Regions from separate parts of the Mus musculus genome. Here regions 2, 3, 4 and 5 are each linked to region 1. Evidence: chromatin loops called from intact Hi-C (ENCODE). Cell type or tissue: heart. All regions are shown on one strand.

The links. A loop is a pair of places that touch in the nucleus more often than their neighbours do. Peaks named below come from ENCODE experiments on the same cell type or tissue, not always from the same donor. Only the 100,000 strongest peaks of a DNase experiment are listed, where the experiment ranks them.
Region 2: it touches region 1 in a loop (5-fold over the local background); 34 of 42 quality-filtered maps call a loop at or near these places.
Region 3: a loop joins it to region 1, with 7 times the contacts of the local background. A loop is called at or near these places in 34 of 42 quality-filtered maps.
Region 4: a loop joins it to region 1, with 7 times the contacts of the local background. A loop is called at or near these places in 27 of 42 quality-filtered maps.
Region 5: a loop joins it to region 1, with 6 times the contacts of the local background. A loop is called at or near these places in 9 of 42 quality-filtered maps.

The regions. Positions count from the first base shown.
Region 1 is chr7:135,534,892-135,539,891 of GRCm38, reverse strand. Ptpre (protein tyrosine phosphatase, receptor type, E) reads right to left here and starts at 2,068. Exons shown (of 21, transcript NM_011212.3): 1 at 1,776-2,068. In heart, a CTCF peak has its summit at 2,177; DNase peaks (open chromatin) are centred at 1,561 and 2,141; H3K4me3 peaks cover 1,514 bases; H3K27ac peaks cover 875 bases; H3K27me3 peaks cover 2,124 bases.
Region 2 is chr7:135,630,028-135,635,027 of GRCm38, reverse strand. The region is part of intron 2 of Ptpre (protein tyrosine phosphatase, receptor type, E); the gene reads right to left. Among named protein-coding and RNA genes, the nearest start is that of 5830432E09Rik, 20 kb to the left of the region's middle. In heart, a CTCF peak has its summit at 3,025 (motif pointing right); a DNase peak (open chromatin) is centred at 3,043; H3K27me3 peaks cover 2,050 bases.
Region 3 is chr7:135,621,992-135,626,991 of GRCm38, reverse strand. All of the region lies in intron 2 of Ptpre (protein tyrosine phosphatase, receptor type, E), which reads right to left. Among named protein-coding and RNA genes, the nearest start is that of 5830432E09Rik, 28 kb to the left of the region's middle. In heart, a CTCF peak has its summit at 1,929 (motif pointing right); no DNase peak of the experiment used is centred here.
Region 4 is chr7:135,614,521-135,619,520 of GRCm38, reverse strand. All of the region lies in intron 2 of Ptpre (protein tyrosine phosphatase, receptor type, E), which reads right to left. Among named protein-coding and RNA genes, the nearest start is that of 5830432E09Rik, 35 kb to the left of the region's middle. In heart, a CTCF peak has its summit at 2,815 (motif pointing right); no DNase peak of the experiment used is centred here; H3K27me3 peaks cover 279 bases.
Region 5 is chr7:135,666,651-135,671,650 of GRCm38, reverse strand. Ptpre (protein tyrosine phosphatase, receptor type, E) reads right to left here. Exons shown (of 21, transcript NM_011212.3): 11 at 3,981-4,100; 12 at 2,491-2,654; 13 at 1,794-1,929; 14 at 803-952; 15 at 450-543. Among named protein-coding and RNA genes, the nearest start is that of 5830432E09Rik, 17 kb to the right of the region's middle. In heart, a CTCF peak has its summit at 2,062 (motif pointing right); DNase peaks (open chromatin) are centred at 2,020 and 2,600; H3K27me3 peaks cover 1,215 bases.

The DNA of each region.
Region 1 (5,000 bases):
GGGACAACCAGGCTCAGAAGCACAACTTGACAACTGTAATGGCCTTTCCCACACCTCCCTGCGCTTCCTCGGGGTGAAAGGATTTGTGAGCAGGAATGCCTAGGGCTGAGGAGATCACTCCCAGGATAGTTTCAAGGGCAGAGTTTCAAGTCCTCCTCCAGGCCATCTCTGAAGTGGCAGGACTGCTGACCCAGGAGCTCTGCTGGGCCAACTTTGCCTCCACAGCAGAGACAAATGTGTTTCCAGGCTGGGAACCAATGGCCAGCCTTGTTCTAACCTTGTGACCAGACAGGGGCTCCAGGAAGCATTCAAGGACAACAACTCCCTTACTGAAACTTCAGGGCTGATTTGCCTGAGAGGTCCTGGATTATCAGATCCAGCTTGCCCAATGACCTGGCCTTTCAGGAAGACAAACAATGCTACCAACTTCCGAACCAGAAAACTGTTGGGTTGTGTTGATGATGATCCACAGGCAACATTGATCCCAAGAAACTAGGACCTGGGCCCAAACCTGGCATTCAGGAGACAGAAACCCTCTCCCTGACAATGTGGACCCCACCTTTTAGGCTAACCAACACCTGGCCTTTTGTTTCCCCAGGACCTTGAACTTGCACTGAGAGACCCAGCCTTTTGTCCATGTCCTGAAAGCTGAGGGACCTTGGCAGCCACCAGCAACCTACTGTTTCATGCCCCCTTTGGCTTAGTCCCTCAGCTTTGGAAAAACATTCCCACCCCCATTTCCCAGCTCCACTTTAACTAAGCATAGGTTTTTACATTGTAGGAAAATAAATGCATAAACATTGTTGCAAAGGTGTCCAGGCACCTTGGGTCACGAGGCACTTAGGTGCAAGGACATTAGTGACTAGGCAAGAGACACAATCATTTCTAGAACACATGAGCACCCTTTGCTGGTCTTCCTTCAAACTCTCCGACACAGTCAAGGCTCCATTTTCTTCCTGTAGTTGCTGAGGTTCCAACACTTACAGAGTCGTTATAAATCAATATAAACCTACAGGCATCACACTCTAACCTCTCTAGAACAATACTTCATGACTGAAAGGAATTTAGGTCAGATCCAGTCCCTAGTCCTCAGGCTTGGCTCTACCTCATCACCCTGTGGGTCTCCAAGCCTTCCCCAGATGGTCCCAGGAAGCACCAAGATGGGTACCGCTGGCCTTTGGCTTCAGGACCTCCTCAGGTCCCCCTACGGACTGCAATTCGTGGCGTCATACCTGAGCTACCTGCCAGGTTCCACCTTGACCCTGAATCCCCAACTGACGCCTGCCGGGGAAGGCTCCCGGCCCTAGACCGGGCGCCAGCATCCCCGCAGCGCCCCCGCTGCGCCGGGAGTTGGCGCAACTCGAGTCACTTTCTGGAAAAGCTCCAGTCTTAAGCCCTGCGTGCGCAGCCCCCAACACACCGGTTGGAACCCACTCCCGTTTCCACTGCGTTCACACACATCCCCAGGTTGTTGTCCTCTTCCTACAGTCGCCACCCACAGACACACGCCCTCTGTGTAGCTATTCACCGAGAGAGCTGCCTAGGTGGTAGCCAAGTTCGGACCGCGTCTCGAGCAGGTAGCTGGGGTCGCAGGGTCTACAGTCGCTAGCATCCTGTACACTAGGAGGATGGCAAGGACCTGGCTCGGACGCAGCTCCCGTACAACGACCCGTTTCTCCCTGGCAGTGGCCCAGGATATCCCGGTCTGCTCAATGTGCACGGGGAGCACGGCCATCTCCGGACGTACTGCCACCCACCCTCACCGCGCCACTCACCTCCCAGGGACCGGTGCTGTAGCCCCGATCGCTCCGCCGCGGCGACTCCGCATCTCCCGGGCGCCCGCCCGACGCGCTCCGCTCCGGGGCGTCCGCTGTCCCCGCCGGCGCGAGGGAGGGTCGTGGGGACGCGCGTAGGCAGTGAGGTACCTGCGCCGCCGGTGACTTCTCTCGCAGCCCGCAGTCCGTAGCCCGTAGCCTGTAGCCCGCAGCCCGTAGCCCGCAGCCGGCAGCCCTCAGCCCTACAGGAGAGCAGGAAATCTGTCTGGCCCGGTCCGGCCGCCTCCAGCTCTGGGCTAGGGCTCCGGCTCCGGCTCCAGCTCCAGCTCCGCGGCGGGGGCGGGGCCGTGGAGCTGCGAGGGGCGACGGCGACGCCTGGTGCCTGGCTCTGGGAGCGCACCGCGGGCGCTCACCCTCCTGGAGCTTTGGCCTTTACACTGGGAGGATGCAGGAACATGCCCTCTCTCCTGGCACTCTGACTGGACACTCTATCAGGGAGGATCCTAAAAGGTGATGGCACTCAGACGAGCCATAGAGAAAACTCAACGTCCCTTCTATTTAGCCTTAGCTCTGGACACCACAAAGTAGTGTGGCACTTAAGGTTTCGCAACTGGTAAAGCAGGGCTGGGACCCGTGGTAACAGCCCTGCTTCAGAGAAGTCGGCAGAGCTGAGAAATGTTAGACACTCCCTCCCAGAAAAAGAGTGTGCGGGCGCCCCATGGTGGGTGCTGGGGGTATACAATTAGTAAGAAATGTCTGGCAAAATTAAACACACATGGAGCAGAGCGCAGTACAGGGACCAGATCTGCTGCTCTGGGGAATTATTTCATAGTGGTTTAGTTTGGACTATAAACGAAGTCCAGCTTGACACAACCTAGAATTGAGACTCATGGGGAAATCATCTAGATCAGGTTGGGCTTCAGACATGCCCATTGGAGGTTGTTTGGATTGTTAATTGATAAAGGGAATCTCATTCCACTGTGGGCAGCACCATTCCCTAAGACCGGGGTCCTGAACAGTATAAGGGAGAAGGCTAAATGGCATTGGGCACGCAAGGGTGGGTTTAATCCATTTGCTCTTGACTTTGTAGGTGATGTCTGAAGTTTCCTTCTGGACTTCCCTGAAATAGTGAACTGTAGCTTGAAGTTGTGAATCAAAGAAATCCTCTCTTCCAGAGTTTACTCCCCCCCCCCCCGATATTTTTTCTCAGCAACAGAAATAAAACATCCTGACTGGAAGGCAGAAAGCACAACAAAGCCATGGTGTCTATCTTGGTTCTGAACCTGTTTGGTTGGGCCAGGGCATAGCCTCATGGGGATGCTGTTTCTGTGTTGGGGACCTTGCTTGCAGAGCTTATAAATGAAGGAGGGAATAAGTAAATGAATGGCAAGAAAGGCATGCGTGGGATATTACCTCACCCTTCAGTTTACTGCTGTTAGAGCTGCAGAGCCAAGCTGACTTATAAGGTGACAGTTTCAAAGGGCCATCAGTCAACTCCTAAGTTGGCTGGAGCCTGTACTGGACAGAGCTGTAGACTGGAAGCCTGAAGAACTGTGGAACCCTCCAGAATGCTAAGAATGCTCTTCCTTGCCCATGTTCCAGGACCCAAGCTCAGGTCTTCCTTCTCTGCCCCACGCACCTCTGTCTCTGAAGACCTGAATTGGGAAATTGGGTCTTCTTCCTTTCCTGCCTCACTCACCCCTGCTTCCGGGGGCTTCTCCAGAGCTGTAACACCTTTCACGTGCACATCATTCAGAAGCATTCGGCCTTCCAGACACCAACCAGCAAGCTCAGTTCTTCAGGCACCTCCTGCCAGTCTAGCCCCAGCTCTTGCTCTTGCTTTCTGGGCCTTGACTCTGCCTCTGTGCATCTTGAATAAAGTTCCTTCTCTTCCTCGCTGTGCTTGCCTCTCCTCTGACAGCACTGTCCTCTGATCTCAGACATCCCTCACCCCCAAGTAAACCTGACTGCAGTGATGCTGTGCCCAACTTCCCCAGTGACTCCTGAGCCCTTGCTTATCTAATGCAGCCATGGATCCTTTTTCTCAGTGCTCTAGAAAAGCTACTTCCTGCCTTGGTCCCGCCCCCTTTGCTACCTTCCTATCAATTGTCATCCCAGTGCCCTCAAACCCCTCTTCTCTCTTGTAGCCCTCTTCACCGACATTTCTGACTGAATCAGGTGGTTTTGTTGTGGTGGTTATTTTAAGACAGGGTGTCTTAGCTAGGGTTTCCATTGCTGTGAACAGACACCATGACCAAGGCAACTCTTATAAGGAGCAATATTCAATTGGAACCTGTAATTTAATTACAGGTTCAGAGGTTCAATCCATTGTCAGCAAGGCAAGAAGCCTGGCAGTGTCCAGGCAGGCATGGCTCTGGAGAAGGAGCTGAGAGTTCTACATCTTGTTCTGAAGGCAGATGGGAAAAGACTGGCAAAGCCCACTATCTTAGTTAAGGTTTTGCTGCTATGAATAGATATCATGACCAAGGCAGTTCTTATAAGGATGACATTTAATTGTGGCTGGCTTACAGGTTCAGAGGTTCAGTCCAGTATCATCAAGGTGGGAGCATGGCAGTATCCAGGCAGGCATGGGGCTGGAGGAGCTGAGAGTTCCACCTCTTGTTCTGAAGGCAGCTAGGAGAAGTCTGGCTTCCTGGCAGCTAGGACGAGGGTCTTAAAATCCATGCCTACAGTGACAAACTTCCTCCAACAAGGCCACTCCTATTTCAACAAGGACACACTTCCTAATAGTGTCACTCCCTGTGAACCAAGCATTCAAAGACATGAGTCTATAGGAGTCAAACCTATTCAAATCTCTACAGTGGGTCTCACTATGTGGCTTTGGCTGTCCCGGATCTCACTATGTATACCAGGTCAGTTTTGAATTCACAGAGAGCCCCCTGCCTCTGCATCCCAAGTACAGGCATTTTTGCTCTTTTGGTTCCCCTCTCTTCATTTGCCCCAGGGTTGGAAATGCCATCAGCCCAGGCTGTGCTCTACCCACCTTGTATTCTTGCAGCAGGAGACACACCCAACAGTCAGAACCCACAGTGAACATGTGGGCTGGCAGAGCAAAGCAGGGCAGTCCCCAGCAGGCAGCAGCAGGTAGCCCTGATACCTGTCCAGAGCTCAGTGGGGCAGGCAGGAAGTTTCCTCTGAGTGTGTGTGCCCTCAGGGGACAGCCCAGGTTGGGTGTGGCCAAGTGGCCCAATAACCATCACCTAC
Region 2 (5,000 bases), 95 kb before region 1:
CAGCGGCTGTAGGCTGTAAGTAAAGAGGCAGATGGGGGGAGAGGGATGATATGCCAAGAAATGGGGTGAAGCTCGATCATTTTGTGTTGCACAGTGATTCCGGCCACACCTGAGCTCCTCAAAGAAGGCTCTAGGCCTTATGTGCATGGATATGCTTTCAAATCCTCCAAATTAACGTAAAATCTTCAAAACCTAAGCAAGAACCTCTTACAGTGTCTCCACACATAGATGCTACCTCCAAATGTAGAAATACACTCATCCACAGAAAGCGGGGACCCAGGTGTTTCAGGTGGTTTTGTTCATAAAAAGATAAAACAAAAAAATTATGAGAACTAATGTATTTGAGTAATGTATCAGGAAGGAAGAGGTTACATCTACTCTAACAATTGCGTCAAAAAGGAAAACAAACGTAGCCACCTCCTCATGCTCGGGGGTTGAGCTCAGAGAGGATTCTGGGAGAGGCTAATTTGGGTGGTTCCCCATACTTGCCTTTCCAGCATCTTCATCAGCTCCGACTTCAGGAGCAGCCTGCCCTCTGCCTCTCAACAGCCCTGAGTCTGTGCTTGGGACACTCCCTCGCACATGTTCAACCGTGAAAATTCCTCCCGATTCTCCTATCTAGCCCATGCCGGCCTCTCGAGGAACCCATGCCCGTTCTAAAGCCCCCACGCCCAGACCAGGGCACTCTTATTTCTAGTATTAAAATCCCACCAATTCACCACCTTCCTGCCTGGTGCACAGTGCACAGAGGGACCATGTGCTCCCTACAGCCTTCTTACTCCTGAGGTGACCACAACCCAGAGAGACCACAACTTATTTGGCCCAAGACACACATCTAGAAAATGGAAGAGGGAGGGGCACATTCTAGTCCAATCCAAGTCAGTTTGTGGTAGCTTCACTCATTCATTCATTCATTCATGCATTCATAAATTCACTCACTCATTCATATGAGGTCACTCAACTATTTAATGGCACCGAGTGTGGTTGCTCCACCCCCTTTACAATTCAGGTTACTGAGCAAGGCACATCAGATCACATGGTAGATAAACAATAGAAACTCCTTAGAGTTTTAGGATTTCCAAACCCTAAATCTGTCAGCAGGTTCAGTGTCTAGAGAGAATCTATTTCCTGGCTCTTAGATGGCTCTGCCTCCTAATTTTGAATTCTGTCAAACTCCTTTCTGGATCTGGCTCATAATGCTGCTCTAACAGAGAATCCATGGATTGTGTGTGTACCCAGTTGTAGACCATTTGCCAAATATGTGCAAGATCCCAGGTTTATTCTCCATCATCATAAAAAAAAGCAAGACCAAAGAAATACAAACAGAATTCTCCCTCCATTTCTAGATGATCACGAGTCCTCTACCAGATATCCTCCCTATTATTTGTACAAATTGAATTCTGCAGGACAGCTCTGCACTCATGGTCATAGTGATTAGGATTTCGGGGAGGACGTCCTCTTGCCTCCCTGGGCCCCAGGCCATTGTAAGGCTGCATAGTCGGAGAAAAAGAATTCTTGAGAATGAGATTGGGGGTGGGGTGGTGAGAGAGTGTGTTAGTTCCAGGGTTACATTTCATTTTATTGACGTTCTGTTGGCAAACTACAATCAGCACCATATAATTATAGAAAATTATAACAGCAGCACAGCAGAGAACCCAAAAGCTACCCCTTGGGAATATTAATAAGTAGACACTCTACTCTTTAGTAGAAAATGCACACCAATTTCATAAAATGGCTGGCTTTCACACTGGGAAGCATCACGGAGCTCATGCATTTTTAAAGAAATGCTGATTTTAGTGTGACCAGGAGATGGTAATAGGGATTGTTCTTTATTTGCCCAGGATGTGTTTATTCATTGGTTCAACAGGTGTTTTCCATACCATGGAAGGAGTCTAGTTTACCTGGCAAGGCTAGACAAACATGCTCACTTTAAATGTTTCTATTCTAACTGGGACAGGTGGGGGCGCTCTCTGATAGATGACTTCAGTGAGTATGAGGTATTCCTGCCCCACCCCCTTGCACCACCTAAATAGACTGGGTGCTGGAGAAGCCATGGTGATTACGTTTGCATCCTCAGCTTCAAGGCACTCCTGGGTGCATGAAATACTGCTCTTCCAAGTCTGTCATGTCGGAGGCATGCCCGCATGGCTCCCGAGCTGAGCCGAGAGTCAGATGGTCAACAGATGGCTTGCCTGGAGAAAGCCTTCCTAAGGTCAGGGGCCCTCACCAGTCCTACCTTGGGGGACAGAACGATGTCCTTGATGTTCTATTTGCTGTTGAGCCAGGATGAACAGCAATATGGAATGCTATTACTATTCATCACAGGGTGATACTGTTCTGGATCTCGCAAGCCAAGGGCAGGCAGAAGTTATGTTATTGCCTTGTGAGGCAGGTGTTGAACTCCAGAGAGGTTTGATGTACAAGCAGCCTTGAGCATCTTAGTGTCTTAAGTCAGCCTGCCAGTACACCGAGGACAGGGAGACAGATGGGTGAGGCAGACACCTGGGCTCAGTACCTGTCACTCTGTAAGTTGCCTGTCTCTCAGACACACTACCTTCCATAATCTGAGGCTCTGTGGTCTGAGACCCCGTGCCAACCTTAGGATGCATGGGAGAACCCAGGTGAGCCCTGTTCATGATCCGCTCTGAGCCAGCAACAGGACAGTCCCCCTGCATATTACACACATGGTCATGGCACATCTCTGTCCCAGTTCTTCTGGGGGCACCCACAGCTGAGAACCTCCTGAAACTGGGTTCCAGCATGAAGACACATGAGTGGGAGAGGGGACTCGGAAAGCTCACTGCCCAGTGGGCCAGACACATGATAGGAAAGTGCTGGCTGTTGGAGAGGAAACTGATGGGTGTCCGAGAAGGTGATTTTACGTGATTAAGGCATTATTGGTTAACATTTTATGGTCTCTGCTCAGCTTAGTACCTGAACTTGAAAGCCTTCTAGATTCGGGATTCAGGAGCTCTTTATGCACTCTCAACACTTGAAGCTAGAGGGCAAATGCTGAAGATGACCAGCAGATGGCGCCACTGGAAAGTGACAGAAATATTGACCCACATCAACCTGCTGCTGCCAGATCAGAGCTCAGCCTTCCTAACTCAGTGTGTCCCCAGAGGTCACCCTCTGACCAGCATTTCAGCAGATTCACTTTATAAATGTGTTTTCTGGCCCATCACTTCCTGAATAACGACCACAGCAATGCTGTGACAAACTTCTCAAATCCTCCATTCACACACTGGTGAAGCGATTAATTAGGAATTAGCCTTCTAAGGCACATCTGAATTCCCCCTAGCAGGCCCCTCACCCCTCATGTTCTCACTTTCAATTCAATTCTACGATCCGTGGGTCCCTCATTTCTCCCTCAGTCAAGAAATTTAACAGTCCAGTGAAAGTCCCTTGGCTGAAAGAGCTGGGAGGAAATTACCCATCAAACGGCATGGCCCATTCAGGACACTGGCTCTCTTCCCACAGCATCGATTCTTCCATACATATTGAAATCAATTATCCTGGAGACTGTAACTCGCAGTGCATACATATACATATACATATACATATACATATACATATACATATACACACACACACACACACACACACACACACACACACACACACACACATATGTATCCGGGAAGCACTAAAGGTGAGGTGGCAGTGGCTCTGGGGAAACCTGCGTTCACCTGCCGGCTGCTTAATGAATCTGCTATTGGCTATTTAACACGCCGACAGCCACGGGGAGAAAAACTGTTGGCAACCTAGCCTCTTCCCAGATGTGGAGATGGTGCCTATTCTTCACTGAGTGGGCAGCCTTGTTATTTCTCAGCCAAGGGAAAGGGCTAGTTCCCAGCCAAGCCTTCTCTGCAGAGCCAGGCACGTGGCGAGAACCTGGATTCCAAGTCCCTTGGCTTTTCCATTTCCCAACTGCAAGAGCAGCTTGGGCAAATGCTGTGAATTGGGGAGCTCGGTCTAGGGGAACACTGATGACATGAATGAGTGAGGCCAGTTGTACTGAGCAAATGCCAGGGGCTAAAGGGGCTGGGGACGTCATGCCACATTGTCAGCCTGCAGGGGACTTCACATCTGGGGACTGACCAGAGGACTTACAGAATGGGTGAATGAATGAATGAAATAATGAATGCCCCCCCTGCCCCTGTACTGTAATGTGCGCTATCAACAGAGTGATCATTTCTTTCTCTTTTTTCATTAGATATTTTCTTCATTTATATTTCAAAAGTCCCCTATACCCTCTCCCCGCCCTGCTCCCCAACCCACCCACTCCTGCTTCCTGGCCCTGGCATTCCTGTACTGGGGCATATCATCTTTGCAGGACCAAGGTCCTCTCTTCCCAATGATGGCCGACTAGGCCATCCTCTGCTACATATGCAGCTAGAGACACAAGCTCTGGGGGGTACTGGTTAGTTCATATTGTTGTTCCCCTTAAGGGTTGCAGACCCCTTCAACTCCTTGGGTACTTTCTCTAGCTCCTCCATTGGGGGCTCTGTGTTCCATCCAATAGATGACTATGAGCATCCACTTCTGTGTTTGCCAGGCACTGGCATAGCCTCACAAGAGACAGCTTTATTAGGGTCCTGTCAGCAAATCTTGCTGGCATATGCAATAGTGTCTGGGTTTGGTGGTTGTTTATGGCATGGATCCCCGGGTGGGGCAGTCTCTGGATGGCCCATCCTTCCGTCTCAGCTCCGAACTTTGTCTCTGAAACTCCTTCCATGGGTATTTTGTTCCCTATTCTAAGAAGGAACGAAATATCCACACTTTGGTCTTCCCTGTTTGCTTGGACTGTTGGCTCATGGCTATGGCTGAGTATGGCCCAACCTTCTCTGTTTCACCAAGGGTTTGGGGAGCCAAACACAGGGTCCCTTTGACTATGTGCTGTCAGAGAAGTGGGAGGGAAATTCTGTTGTCTTTATAGGGAAAATTTCCCACCAAGTAAATAACCTTTACTACTTCAATAATAATAGTTAGAAGATTAA
Region 3 (5,000 bases), 87 kb before region 1:
ATGTAGGTGCCCCCAACGAATTGAAAACAGGTGTTCAAACAAAAAGCGTACATAAATACTTGTTAGCCATATCTTTTAAGATACAGAGAAGAGTTGAACGCCTAGCTGAGGATTAGTGGGTAAAAAGGAGGAGACATTGGTAGAGTCTCCAGTCAGGACGGAATGGTATGATACACCCTGTTACCAAGATGAACTAAAAAATATATTGCAAAAGGAAAGAAACCAGACTTATAAGGTCACATATTGTATAATTTCATTTATATAAAATAACCAGACTGTGTAAATTGATAGGTATACATGGCAGATTGGCGGTTGCCCAGGACTGGAAGGAAGGATGCTTCATGGGGGAATTTCCTTTTGGACTGATTCAAACATGTTGGAACTGGGCACAGGGGGTGGACTTACAAGCAAATGGTGTATACACTTCAGCATGGCCAAGTTTACCTCAAGAAAGACAAACCACCTCCGGGATTCTGTCAGTTGCCTTCTGCTGGTGTGATAGAACACCTTGACCAAAGCGACTCATAGAAGAAAGAGTTGGTTGCTAAGGAGACCAGTTCATAGCAGGCCCCATGCTGTCACGCCTCCCTCCCATGGTGGACTGTACCCTCAAACCAGGATCTAGAGTAAACCCTTGCCTATGGTCACAGCAGGGATAAAAGCAGCACAGGGAGAGACAGCCCACGCACGGAGAGTGGTATTCAGGTACCCCCCGCCATGATATGATACAATATGGGGTCTAGGGTGGAAAAGACTTTGCCAACTCATACCATGATGTTCAGACATCTTATTTCCAGAACCATAAGACAAAATAAACCTCTTTACTTTATACAGCCTTGGGGTTTTTCCTCACAGCAACGAAAAGCTGCCTCTTACAAACACATGCTCTGTTCTGGCATGAAGGCTGCTCTCCTTAGCCAAGGATCCAAAAATATCCCAGGTGATGCTACTTAGGATAATGAGCCAGGTCTGTTGGGTGCTGCGTGCTACTTTCTATGTGCCTTTCACCACCAATCTACTCACAACTTACTTTTCTTATTGATATACTACTTATGATTATATATCTATAGAAACATAGTTATGTAAGTATATATTATTATGATCTCTAGTACATTGTCTTCATTTTTCAGATAGGAAAATTGAGGCACATAAACACTGAGACCCTTGTGAGCTGAGTGGTGACATTGCTTCCTCTTCAGGGATGAGAGATGCACTCTGGAGTATGATTGGGCTGTTGAGAATGGTGGTACCTACAGGATCTTCCTTCCAGCACCCGCAGAGCCCCCCTACACCCCTACAAAGGCTGGGGACCTAAACTTTGTTCTTGTCTATATTAATCCTGAGTCTTGATTAAATATGAGTCCTACGTTCTGAGGGCCCCATTGTGCTAAATTACATGGGGAGAATGTATTGCAAATTGCAGTCATTATTAGAAGTTACCCAGCAACATCTATACTAATTAAGTAGGGATCATTTCTTTAGCTATAATTTTAAAATGCTGGCAGGACTCCAGAGCCCTCTGTCTGCCTGTGAACAGACACAAATGGGTGGAAGACAATAGGTTTGCATTTCCAAGCACTTCAAATCTTACCTTTAGAGCTGCTCGCTAAGAGAGCCAGAACAGTGGATCAGTGGTAAAGAGCGTATAATGCTCTTGCAGGGGACCTAAATTCAGTTCCTAGCATCCACGCTGTGTGGTTCAGAACCACCTGTAACCCCAGCTCCAGGGGAGCTAATTAGCCTTTTCTGGCCTCCCCAGGCAACTGCATCCATGTCTATACACCCGCCACATATACACACATAAACATAGTTAAAATGATATATTAAAAATAACCTGCCTGCTAATATGATAATGAGTCAACTTTCTCCTATTTTTTAAAAAAATTATTTTAATTGTGTGTGCAATACCTGCAGAAGCCAGCAGAGGGCATCAGATCCCTGGAACTGGATTTACAGGTGTTCATGAGCTACCATATGGGTGCTAGGATTGGAACCCTGGTTCTTTGCAAGAGCAGGCAGTGCTTATAAGCCGTAAGCCACGTTTCTGGCCATTTCCTTTCTTTTTGTTTAGCTCACACTACTCTCAGGATAAATAGAGCATAGTATGGTTCACAAACAAAAGAGCTCAGAATACTTTCAGAACTCTTAGTGCTCGTATGTGCTTATATTTTGTGTGTGTGTGTGTGTGTGTGTGTGTGTGTGTGTGTGTGTGCATGCGTGTGATGGTATACATATGTGTCTGTGTAAGTGTGTGTATATTCGGGTGCATGGGCATGTGCATTTGTGTGCACATGTATGTGGAGGCCAGAGATCATCAGATGTCTTCCTCAATGGTTTCACGTCTTATTTTTTGACACAGGCCATCTTACAGAATATGGAGCTGATTGATTTGACTACACTGTCTGTCCGCTGAGTTCTCGAGACCTACCTGCCTCCTTCTTCTGACTCCAGCTACATCTGCACTCTACCTTGATATAGGCTCAGGGGATTGGAACTCAGCTCCTTGAGCCTCCAGAGCTAGCATTTCACCCACGATTCATCTCCCCATCCCCCGTGCTCATGTTTGCGGTGCGTTAGAAAAAAGTTCTTGAAATTACGATCCTTAAATAAGAAGCGATTACATCTGGTATCAGCCAGAGACTACCGACAGGTACCCCCCTCCCCCCCACACTGCTCTCAGCTGTGTGCCGCCAGCTTGCTCACAGGCAGTGCCCTGCTGAGTGCCATGTAAGGGGCATCGGGGAGGTACAGGGTACCTTACAGAGCTAAAGTTACCTCTACCTCTCAGCAAGAAAGTGACAAGCTGGGACAGGAACCAGGCACCCAAACAGAAGGCCACTGTTCTTCTCCATACATGAGTGTGGAGGATAGCATGCACAAATGCGTGCTAAGAGATGAACCATGCTCTGTGAGACCCAGGCTGCCACAGAAGTGCCACTCATCCACCCATTTTCATCCACTGACTCAGCTGCTTGAGCATGTCTAACTCTGTGCTGCACAAAGTACCAGTGATGGTTTGCATAAGCTTGGCCCAGGGAGTGGCACTATTAGGAGGTGTGGCTTTGTTGCAATAGGTGTGTCACTGTGTGCTTTAAGACCCTTATCCTAGCTACCTGGAAGTGAGTCTTCTGCTAGCAGCCTTCAGATGAAGATGTAGAACTCTCAGCCCCTCCTGCAACACGTCTGCCTGGATGCTGCCATGTTCCCGCCTTGATGATAATGGACTGAATCTCTGAACCTGTAAGTCAGCCCCAATTAAATGTTATCCTTATAAGAGTTGCCTTGGACTCAGATATTAAAAAGAATGAATTTATGAAATTCCTAGCCAAATGGATGGACCTGGAGGGCATCATCCTGAGTGAGGTAACACATTCACAAAGGAACTCACACAATATGTACTCACTGATAAGTGGATATTAGCCCAAAACCTAGGATACTCAAGATATAAGATACAATTTGCTAAACACATGAAACTCAAGAAGAATGAAGACTGAAGTGTGGACACTATGCCCCTCCTTAGAAGTGAGAACAAAACACCCATGGAAGGAGTTACAGAGACAAAGTTTGGAGCTGAGATGAAAGGATGGACCATGTAGAGACTGCCATATCCAGGGATCCACCCCATAATCAGCATCCAAATGCTGACACCATTGCATACACTAGCAAGATTTCGCTGAAAGGACCCAGATATAGCTCTCTTGTGAGACTATGCCGGGGCCTAGCAAACACAGAAGTGGATGTTCACAGTCAGCTAATGGATGGATCACAGGGCTCCCAATGGAGGAGCTAGAGAAAGTACCCAAGGAGCTAAAGGGATCTGCAACCCTATAGGTGGAACAACATTATGAACTAACCAGTACCCCGGAGCTCTTGACTCTAGCTGCATATGTATCAAAAGATGGCCTAATCGGCCATCACTGGAAAGAGAGGCCCATTGGACACGCAAACTTTATATGCCCCAGTACAGGGGAACGCCAGGGCCAAAAAGGGGGAGTGGGTGGGTAGGGGAGTGGGGGTGGGTGGGTATGGGGGACTTTTGGTATAGCATTGGAAATGTAAATGAGCTAAATACCTAATAAAAAATGGGAAAAAAAAAGAGTTGCCTTGGTCATGGTGTCTGTTCACAGCAGTAAGACCCTAACTAAAAGAGTGCCCAAAGTGGGGCAGGTGGTGAGCAGGTGTGGGTGCCTGCTCTCCCTGCATGTGCCGTGATCCCACCTGTTCCTACTCACAAAGGCTCCTGGGACTAGAACGTAATGCTCACTACCAACTTTCCCCCTGCAGAACACAGCCTTACTTAAGGAAGACTTGAGTGTCCACCTTTATAGCCCAAACTCGCTGGAAGTTTCCTTCCCCCACCCCCACCCTCACCCTTCAACCCCCAAATGGGATTGCTGTTCTTAGATCTCCCATGGCCCTGAGGTTGATAAACTGAGCACTTGGGAACAGTCCAGGCTTAGCTACAAATTACACAGTCATGGCTTGGCCCTTCCAACCCAGGGTGCATCCACTGTGGATTTAGAGGCATTCTGTTGAGGATTTGGCTGCTAAGAGCTGGAGTTCCTCCTTCAGCACTGCCAGGCCCTGCTGGGTACAGGGGCTGGGGCAGGGCTGCCCTCCAGCCTGCAGAGAAAACACTGCCACTGCCCCTTCTACATAAAGCACAGCATGAGCCTTTTTATGGAGGACAGAAAAGAGGAGCCAGGACCTTCAGAGCCCTGGCAATGTTTACAAAAGCTCACTACAGACAATCGTGGAGCGTCTTCATGAGTGACCATTAACGTGCTTCCCCTAATCTGAGAACTCCCCTGTGGTTATGGCTGCCCGGAACACCTCAGCACCCCCAGGAGGTTCAGAGCATCAGGATGGAGAGTGCATGGTCTATAGTGAGGGCATTTCCTCCAGGGCCAGGCCTGACAGAGCAGGTGGAGCAGCCCCCAGTCTGAGAAGCCTGCCTGGAGTGCAGGGGTGGGATGCAGCCCAGGGTCATGCAGCAATGT
Region 4 (5,000 bases), 80 kb before region 1:
GATGGCATAAGATAAAATACAAGGCCATCCTAGTGAGCAGTATCCTTGGTTAGAAGCCTTCTGCTCACCAAACATAGAGAGACATGGACCTCAAGAGGGCCCCATGCCCAGGTCAAGGTGAATTCACAGCCCACAGGGACTGAGAAGGCACAATGAGAAGTCTCTGTCATGGGCTCCCTTGGGGTTTCAGTTCAGCTCTTGAATGAAAATCAGTTCACTTACAAAGGACTCTCTCTGAGCCAATCTCACTGAACTGCAACACGAAGCAAAGAAGCCAGGAGGCTGGGAGTATCCTAGGTGCATGGGTTAGCGTTTCTCCTTGAATGTGATCCAGAGAAATTCCCTTTTATTGCAACACACACATTTAAATCAAGATCACCCTTTTAACAGATGCTTGAGTGGATAATAGAAGGCAGTGAAGTATCGTGGGCTTGAGGCACCTTGCCAAAACTGAAACTCTCCATCCATTGACTAATGGCTCCCACTCCCCTCAGCTTAGAAAAGACTTCTATTTCAGACATGACCTTGGAGAGATAACTTCTCATATCAAAATCATCTCTCCCCCCCCCCCCACCTCTCCTCCCTGCACATCCTAAAATAAAAAAGGAAATGGGCTCTCAGTTTTACTTCTTATCCTGTTATCTGGAAGACTGAAGCTCCCTTAGCTGCCTAATCTTGAGGAAACCCCATTCGCCTGTGAGGGAATGGACCATTCTTCAGATAGGGTCTTTACTCCAGATTCCACAGCAAAGTGAGAATTCATCATATCCCTGGGAGCACAACTTTATAAAGAAACTGTTCTTCTGCGTCTCAGGGCAGTAGTGCAGGCGCACCCCAATGTGTATAGAGAGTTCTAACAAAGCATCAGGTCCTGCAGGAGGAACAGGGGGTACCCCCACAGCTGCACTTCATTCTTCCAGGAGAGCTGCTTGCTGAAGCACCCTATGCTTTATATTTTGAAAAACTATTACTGTTCTTGTGCGCAATCTAGGCGCTCATTTTAATTTTACCCCGAGAATCTGAAGTACTGTGCATTGAGTGTTTTCCATGTGCTGAGGTGACATTACATGTTTGCGTGTTCTCTTTCCGTTGGCTCAGTAGCATTTCTGCCTCCAATAAGAAAACGTCCAGAGTCTGGTGGCCACATAGGACAACAGGGGTTGTCCAGAGTCATTCTATGTGGCAAGATCAGGGACCAGGTTTCTAATAGCCAGGGGACAATCCTGTGGATGGAATGCCCTGGGCACTTGCTCTCAGCTGCCAAAACTGCTGTCTTGCTTTCCTTCATGGCTTATATTATCACATGAGTTGTCTGTAAATCCATTTATTTTCTCAAAATTTTCTTGCCCATTCGTTTTCTGTCCATAAAAAAAGTCTGAAGCAATCACTGCAAACCACCTCGACTGCAAACCACCAACGCTGCTGATTGGGAAGGGATCTGAGATCTATTTTATTCCCGAAGGGGGCCATTATTTCCACTGGTTGCCATGGTGACGGCTGCAGTATTGCTGCTGTGTGTTCAGTTTGCAATCGCAGTCACATCTCACACTTAAATCAAACCATTCGCCTCACATGGTACAGGCTTTTCCGAAAACAAACAACTCGTCATGTACAACATCATTAAATGGACTCCTAGCTCTATCCCACAGTGTTGAGGGGCTGCTCAGAGGACCGTGTGTGCATGCTGGTATCAATGTGATGGATACAGTGGGACTTGGAAAAGGATATAACGTCTGAAAATGTATCAACTCAGTCCCGGCGTTAAACGGCTAGGGAAAATATCCTTACCACTATCGATAATGTGCAAAATAGTTTTTAAACAGGGGGAATAATGAAGAAAGAAAGGAGAGCTACATGTTTTCTTGTTGGAAAGTCCGCCATATTCACTTGGATCTAGTTTTATTCCTGTTGCTGTGATAAAACACCCTGACCGAAAGCATCTTAGAAAAGGAAAAGGCTTATTAGGCTTATACTCCCAGGTTACAGTCCCATCACTAAGGGCAAGGTAAGGCAGAAACTAAAGCAGCTAGCCACATAACATCCACAGTCAATAGCAGAGAAGAACAAACACCTATGCTGCCTGCTTGTTGCTTTTGCTCAGATAGCTTTCTCTCTTCTTACACAATTCAGGACATAGCCTAGGGAATAGTGCCACCCATAATGGGCTGGGTTTTCCTACAACAATTAAGAATCAAGACAATCCCCGTAAACACGCCCACAGGCCAATTTAATCTAGGCAATTCCTCAATGGAGGCTCTCTTCTTAAGTGATTTTAAGCTGTGGTTAAGTTATTATTAAAACTAACCACCACATACTCTTCAATGAATAAGCTTGGTTTCCCAGCGCGCGCGCGCACACACACACACACACACACACACACACACACACACACACAGAGTACTTAGTCCAAGTCTGAGAACTCTACCTTAAGAAATATGAAGGTTATTGAATTTCTCCACCTTTAGTGCTCTGGCTTCCTGAGAGATGAACCACTCAAAGTCTGAACTGGACAAGAGCTCCAGGATGGTGATCCTCTGAGGGTCTAACCCAAGGACTCCAGGATGGTGATCCTCTGAGGGTCTAACCCAAGGACTCCAGGATGGTGATCCTCTGAGGGTCTAACCCAAGGACTCCAGGATGGTGATCCTCTGAGGGTCTAACCCAAGGACTCCAGGATGGTGATCCTCTGAGGGTCTAACCCAAGGACTCCAGGATGGTGATCCTCTGAGGGTCTAACCCAAGGACTCCAGGATGGTGATCCTCTGAGGGTCTAACCCAAGGATTCAGCTTCTGAGTAGAGTGCTGATGGCTTAGCCCAGCAGAGGGCAGGAAAGCTGCCTTGAGAGAGGCCACTGCAAGCTTCCCTTTACTGTTCCTGCCAATCAGGATGCTCAAGGCAGTTGTCAGCTTCCACTTCAAGGGTGTGTGTGTGTGTGTGTGTGTGTGTGTGTGTGTGTTGTTATTACAAAGGGAGAAATAGCCTAGATATTAGTGGCTGCTATTTGCAAAAAAAAAAAAAAAGCTAATTATGAAGCTGGACCCCAACAAGGGAAAACATTAAATCCTTATTTCTATGTTTGACCGAAATTAAGCTAATCCAAGTTTGAATCATTTTAGTGTGGGCTCTCTCTCTCTCTCTCTCTCTCTCTCTCTCTCTCTCTCTCTCTCTCATTTTTGCTCTGTGCCCCTCACATCCCCTTCCCAAGTCTCCTCCCCATGGCATGACTGCAGGCTGAGAAGTTTTGTTGTTTTAGGGACACAAAGACAATATTCTCCACATAGTAAAGAATGCTGTGGGGACCTCAGATGCAGGCTGCCATCACAAATGGACATACTTCTTACAACACCCACCTCAAAAAGAAATGAGGGTTGCGACATTTACAGTAATTCACAGCAGCCTGGACATGTTAGCCCTGTGCCTGAGTACCGAGCTGACCTGCTCCCTCCCCATTAGAAGTGTTTTCGTGAGCACAGCTTCTGTCAGAGAATGAGACTGAGAGCAGAAGTGAACAGTTAGGTGGTGGGATGGGCAGCCAGGAGTGGATTGAACCATCCCCTGATGCAGAGGTACAAAGAGGGCAAAAGGAACCTACAGGCATATATACCCAGAAGTAGACCCTAGACTGATAGAGCATTGCTGGAAATGAGGGATCTGGAAAGATGGCTTAGTGAGTGAAGTACTTGTTGTGGAAGTAGGAGAGCCTGAGTTCGAATCCCAACACCCATGTCGAAAGACCAGATGTAGTGCTGGCCTGTATCTCCAGTGCTGGGAGGGTGGGGACACTTGGATCTTCAGGCTGAAATGGTGAGCTGTAGGTTCAGTGAAAGAAAGAAAGAAAGAAAGAAAGAAAGAAAGAAAGAAAGAAAGAAAGAAAGAAAGGGAGGGAGGGAGGAAGAAGGGAGGGAGGGAGGGAGGAAGGAAGGAAGGAAGGAAGGAAGGAAGGAAGGAAAGAGAACAATAGAGGAAGACCCTCAATGTCTACAACTGGCTTTCACACATGTCTATGCACAGGCATCTGCATAAAGTGTACACACACACACACACACACACACACACACACACACACACACGGATTTTGAATAGACTTTAACCCAACAGATAGAAAGATGCAAGGAAGAACGGGGCTAGCCTGCATCTTTCACACCTGTGCCTGGGCATGCGCTCTGCACCCAGCCTCCACCCACACCTGCTCTTCAGTGTTTACTTTCTGCGGTGGAAGCCATGATTCTAACAGGGCAGCTTCCAGGTTCTCCCCTTAACATGCAGTTGTCTCAGTGTGTGTCTCTAGCCCTTTAAAATGTCTTTGGTGACACACCGGCAAAGTTACATGTTGCCAGGCAACAGAAGCTCCCAACACAGCACATCCTTCAAGAAACCTACTCCTTTCCAAATAATTAGACATCATTCACCACTCCGTGTCCACACTGGGAATAACATGAGCCTTGACATCACTCTGAAATGAAAAGTCAATCACGCCGATTCCTGGCAACAAGATGTCCACGACATGAATTTTCCAAGAGAAATGAGGCTCACCCCAAGGCTGACATCTAACACAGGACCCAGCCAGAGGCAGACGGCTTGCTGAATGAACTCTGAAAGAAAGCTCCGTCTTTCACGCTAAGGCACATCTTATAAATAGAGGTCAAATCCATTTGGTTCAAGGTGAGCTGAGATAACTTTTTAGTGTGTGCATGCGAGAATAGGATAAACGTGGACAGAATGCAAAACGAGGCAAGGAGGGATGATGAGGTTCATAAGTGGGCTGTTTTCCTTCCGCCCTCAGTAAGTGTAGGTGGTGCTCTCAGTGAAGCTATCCTGTGATCCCTTCAAAAAATAAATAATTGAATAGAGCAGCATCATTGGAAACTAGTTTTCCATGAAGGTGTTTAAAACAACCTCCTGCAGATGCTGCTAATTAAATCATACAAGGCTGTGGGCCCCATCCAGTCCAACAACTCAGGTCAAGTCTTTAGATCATCACGGGCAACTCTATGATCAT
Region 5 (5,000 bases), 130 kb before region 1:
CCTCAGGCTAAGTGTTATGAAATTTCCAAGGCAAGTTCTCCCCACCCCACCCCTCACCCCACACTCCAAGGGCTCAGCAGAATTCACCTTTGGTCTGATTTAGTTCTTTTTATGTATATATTCTTGGCCATGCAACTCACTTCCCACTGTGTAAGGGAGAAGGGGTCTCCAGAGAGCGCTAGTGAGGTCCCAGGTCTCATCTGAGGCAAGCTTTTCAGGTCCCAGGGAACCCTCCCTATACAGAAGCTCTGGTGTCTTGCGTTTGAGCTATATTCTAGGTACCACTTGAGACCCTATGGGTCCATGGAGATCCCTCAGAGTGCCCCCAGGAGAGTCCTTTCTTCCTAGCTTCGGACACAGCTCCAAGTCACCCAGAGGCGCTTGCCCCCTAGCATGATGTACGAAGGTAGGTGGTCCAGGGCATGAGGCCCACATGCCCACTGCCTTACATGGAATGATCTGGATGACGCGGGCCTTCTTCATGTTGGCAGGCAGGTTGCCCGTCCTCATGTTCTCCTTCATGATTCGCACGTTGGTCAGCTTCTGCAGCCAAGGAATGTAGTTAGAGCCAAACATGACAGACAGACCTGCAGCAGGAGACCTGCTCCCAAGTTTGCCTCCAGAAGTCGCCTTGATATTGGAAGATGAAGTGATCCTACATGTAGCTTCCCTAAGAGCTAACAACCTGATACCCACCAAACTTTCTGAGCTCAGGAGGCGTCATTTAAGTTGGCACCATTTTCCTTGGCTCCCCAGGCCCTCTCAGCCCCTCAGGGTGTGGAAGTTGCTTTGCAGCACTCACCCTGAACTCTTCCTCCAGCCCGATCTTGTCAAAATGGGTGGCTGTGCTATGGAGCGTCTGCAGGTGCCTCTCCAGGGAGGACACATCCAGCTCTGTGTCCCCATAGAGGTAGTATTCCAGTAAGGCTTGGTAGATGAATGTATACTGAACCTGTAGGGAGACAGGGGGTGCCACTCAAGACTGCCCCATCGCTGGTAAAGCAAGGCCGAGGAGCAAGAGTGATCATGTGGACTGGTCGTCTAGGGTAAAATAAGATGACAGTAATGACCACTACCTCCGAGGGCTCCAGGGGCTATGTCAGCTGCTTAGAATCACCACCATGGCATATGAACATGCTAAGGATCAGGGTCACCAGCCTTTGTGACTCCATGGGAGGTAATGACAGAGTGGGAGGTATACCAGGTCTGACAATGGGCATGCTCATAGCCTGTGGCCACCTGCCTATTAAAACCCATCTGACCAGCAGGAGAGGATGTGCCTAATCCTGCAGAGACTTGATGCACCAGGGTTGTGGGTGGGTGGGATTCTAGCAGGGCGGACCTGGGAGGGCCCAGAGGTGAAGGGGAGGGGGAATGAGAGGAGAGACTCTGTGAGGAGGGATGGGATGAAGCATTTGAGATATAAATAAATAAATAAATAAAACCAATAACAGCAAAACCCAGACCTGCAAGCGGGGCCTGGTGGCAATAGTTCAAAATTCCAGTTATTTGGAAAGCTGAGACATAAAGAGGATATGTTCAAGGGCTGCCCAAGCTACAGAGCCAGGTCAAAAGCAGGCTGGGCTACTCACTAAGACTGAGTTCCAGGAAGTAAAGGGGTGGCTGAGATTACAGCTCAGTGGTAGAATCTATCCGCATGACAGACCAGGTGCAAAACAACAACAACAACAACACACAGTCAAAAAATATTTTTAAATGGGCCTGTGGAGTGGTGCGAAGGCACCTGAGTGCTCTGTGATGCTTAGGCCAGGGCAGAAAGAGGTGCCACTCACATCCGTCTGGACCATCTGAGGGCGCTGATTGCGGATTCTAGACACAAACTCAAAGACGTCAACCTTCTGCTCCGAGTGTATCATGTCCATCATGGCATCGATCACAATGAAGGTGCCAGTCCGACCCACGCCCGCGCTTCAGGGAGGAGAAAGATGCCACCTCGTGAGTCACATTCCCCTGAAGTAAATGGCAAGCCTGGGAAGATGCCTGAACCTGGGGGACAAAGGACACAGCCTAGGGCAAAATTAAGGAGGGTGCAACTTGGAAGAACAAGGAGCAAATCTATGCATAGCCACTAGAGGGCACTGCTGCTCTGGTTATTTATCTCAGGACTAGAGACACTGAAGGGGTGTGTGTGTGTGTGTGTGTGTGTGTGTGTCCCCTGCTATGGGAACTAAACGATCCTTGAGGTACCAGGTAGAGCAGAGGGCAAGGTCAGTGGACTTGCCCAGAGCTCCCATGCCAGCCATCAACCTGGGCCTTGTCAGCCTTCAAGAGTTTTACATATTGGGGGTCTGTCCAGACACCACTGGGGCAGGTACCCCAGAGACCAAGAGGGGCTAGAATTCCTTTCTCCACACGCAACTTTGGGTATAGCTGCTTCAAAACTTCATTCCCCCCAGCCCTAGCTCTGCCCACCCCACCACTGCCGCACTGGCCATTCCCCACACTGTGGCTGGCCCCTCCCTGACATACCTACAGTGAACCACAATGGGCCCAGCATGTGAGGGGTTGAGTGTCTTCACTTTCTTCAGGAACTTGAGCATCCCGATGGGGGTAAACGGCACCCCGAAGTCAGGCCAGCTGGTGAAGTGCAGCTGTGAGACCAGCCGCGGGGCTTTGCAGCTGTCTGGGAGTTGCTGTAAGGGATGAGGGGGAAGTGAGAGATGGGAGGTGGAACTGTTTAGCATCTCCTTCCGAAGGACAGTGGGGCTCATGCCAGGTCAGCGGCTGCAAACACAGAGAACCCTGGAATGCAGGGGTACCATACCCGATGTGACAATACACAGCTCTTGGCTGGCAAAGGGCTTTTGCAGCTGGCTATACCAGGCCAGGATCCCAGTAGCCACATATCCCCAAAGCTGGTCTTAATGCTCACACACTCCAGCTGTGAGGCAGACCTGCCTGCTCCATCTACACAGTCCCACCTGACTTGTGGCGACCTGAGTCACTGCCAGCATATTTAAGTCTCAAAGAGTCAGCGTGGGAAGGAAGAATGAAGGGTCAGCCTACACACTGGAGACCTCCAGACCCTCCCTCCCAGATTCTCCAAGCCTTTGCAGCATGCATGGTTCTCCTGCTCCTGATGGTGGAAGATGACAATACCAGTGTGTTTAGAAGTAAGGTGTGTGTGTGTGTGTGTGTGTGTGTGTGTGTGTGTGTGTGTGTGTATTCTCTGTATGGAAGCAAGGGATAACAATTTTGGGATGCCTCAGGCACATATTCTACCATTAGGCTAGGCCCCTCAGTCCATCCTTTCAAAACCTTCTGCGGTGGCTTCTAGACACTTCTTTCAGATTTTTGCAACTTAATTTTACCAACCGCTCTACATTTTATTCCTAATAAAAACAGCCTGTCTCTGTGGTCTTCATTTCCTCTGCTTTGTTCTCGAGCATTTTGATCGAAGGCTGCCTCGAAATGAGCATGAAAGATACTGGGGGAGAGTCTGAACCTAATTTTTGACACCATTATAAAACAATTCTGTCACCAGACATGGCGACTCATGTCTTTCATCCCAACACTTGGGAGGCAGAGGCAGGTGGATCTATGAAAGTCAGCAGCCAGCATGTTCTACACAGGAAGTTCCAGACCTCCATGGATCACATAGTGAGAGCTTGTCACTAGGAGTAGCTCAGTGGCGCAGTGCCTGCTTGGTGCAGTGGGAAAGCCCCCAACCCCCATTGAATCCTCTACCACTCCAGCTGGCTCACCCACCTTCTGGGGAGGCCCAGGACAGTGGCTGGGAGTCAAAGCATCCAGCCCTCTGCAGATTCGGGTCCTTGATCCACTAACCCTGTCCCCAGTCTGTCACAGGATCCAGCCCTGCAACCACAGCCTCTGTGAGAGTTCCTGCCATGCTATGAGTGGGTCAAGGTGGGGCAGCTGTTCTCACTGTAAAGCCCCACCCCCACCCCCACCCCTGCCAACCTCGCTCCCGAGAAGCCAAATAAGACATTCATGTGTACCGGATGGATGCAGAACTTTCGGATCGTGTAATCCACCAGGACCACGCAGTCCTCTACACACACCCGGATGTTGCCGTAGGTCCAACAGCCCTGGTCTGGCCAGTACTGGTAGCACTTCTCCTGTGACGAGCAATTGAAGGAGAATAGTCAAGACACAGTTCGGGATGTGGCATAAGGTCAAATAACCTGTGTCAGCAGTCTGTGTATCATGAGCTGGAAGCATGACTCTGCATGAGTGTGTCTTTTATAAAGGGGGAAGAGAAGCCTCCGAGGTGGCAAATGTGGCTGTGGACCAACCAGAGTGGCTTTGGGGGGAGCATATAGTTATATCTCATTCGCTCACCCCTTCATCTCTCACATCCTATTACGTCAGCCATGACCGTGCATGCTGAAGCCACTTTAGAGTTAGGGAGCCTGACCCTAACGACCATCTGGCTCAAGTGAACCCTGCCTCCACACTTTCAGAATGCCTTCCCTAGGCATTCCCCTGGGCTCCAGCTCTCTGTTCTCCTTCTGATCAGACCACTCACTCTGTATGGCACACTAACATGGGGACCCCTGGGGAGATCCAGGCCACCCAGGCAGCTCTTTACAGAAGACAAGCCGCAGGCACCCTGCGTTTCCTGAAGCCCCAGTGCTTAACAGGCAGCAAGCTGTCCATCAGCACAGTCTATGAATGAATGGTGATCACCCGCCGCCACCAGAGGGACAAAAGCCGCACAGTCTTCCTTGGAGAAATCTCTAAAATTTAACAAGCCTTGCGGGCACCTCAAAGCCTGTCCAAGAAATGACCGGTGAAAGGCACAGCAACCTGGCCAGTTCTCCAGGATCAATACGCTCTTAAAGTAAAAGGTGCCTGTCACCATGGAGACCAGCATCCTTGTTACAACCCCTTCCTGTATTCTGGCCTAAGACGACCTACAGTCACAGGGCATCAGGGTGTGGCCTGTAGTGACACTCAAAGGGTCTGGTTTGGGTAAGTCATGGTTCCTCTGGGGGCTCTGATGACTCTCAAGCAAT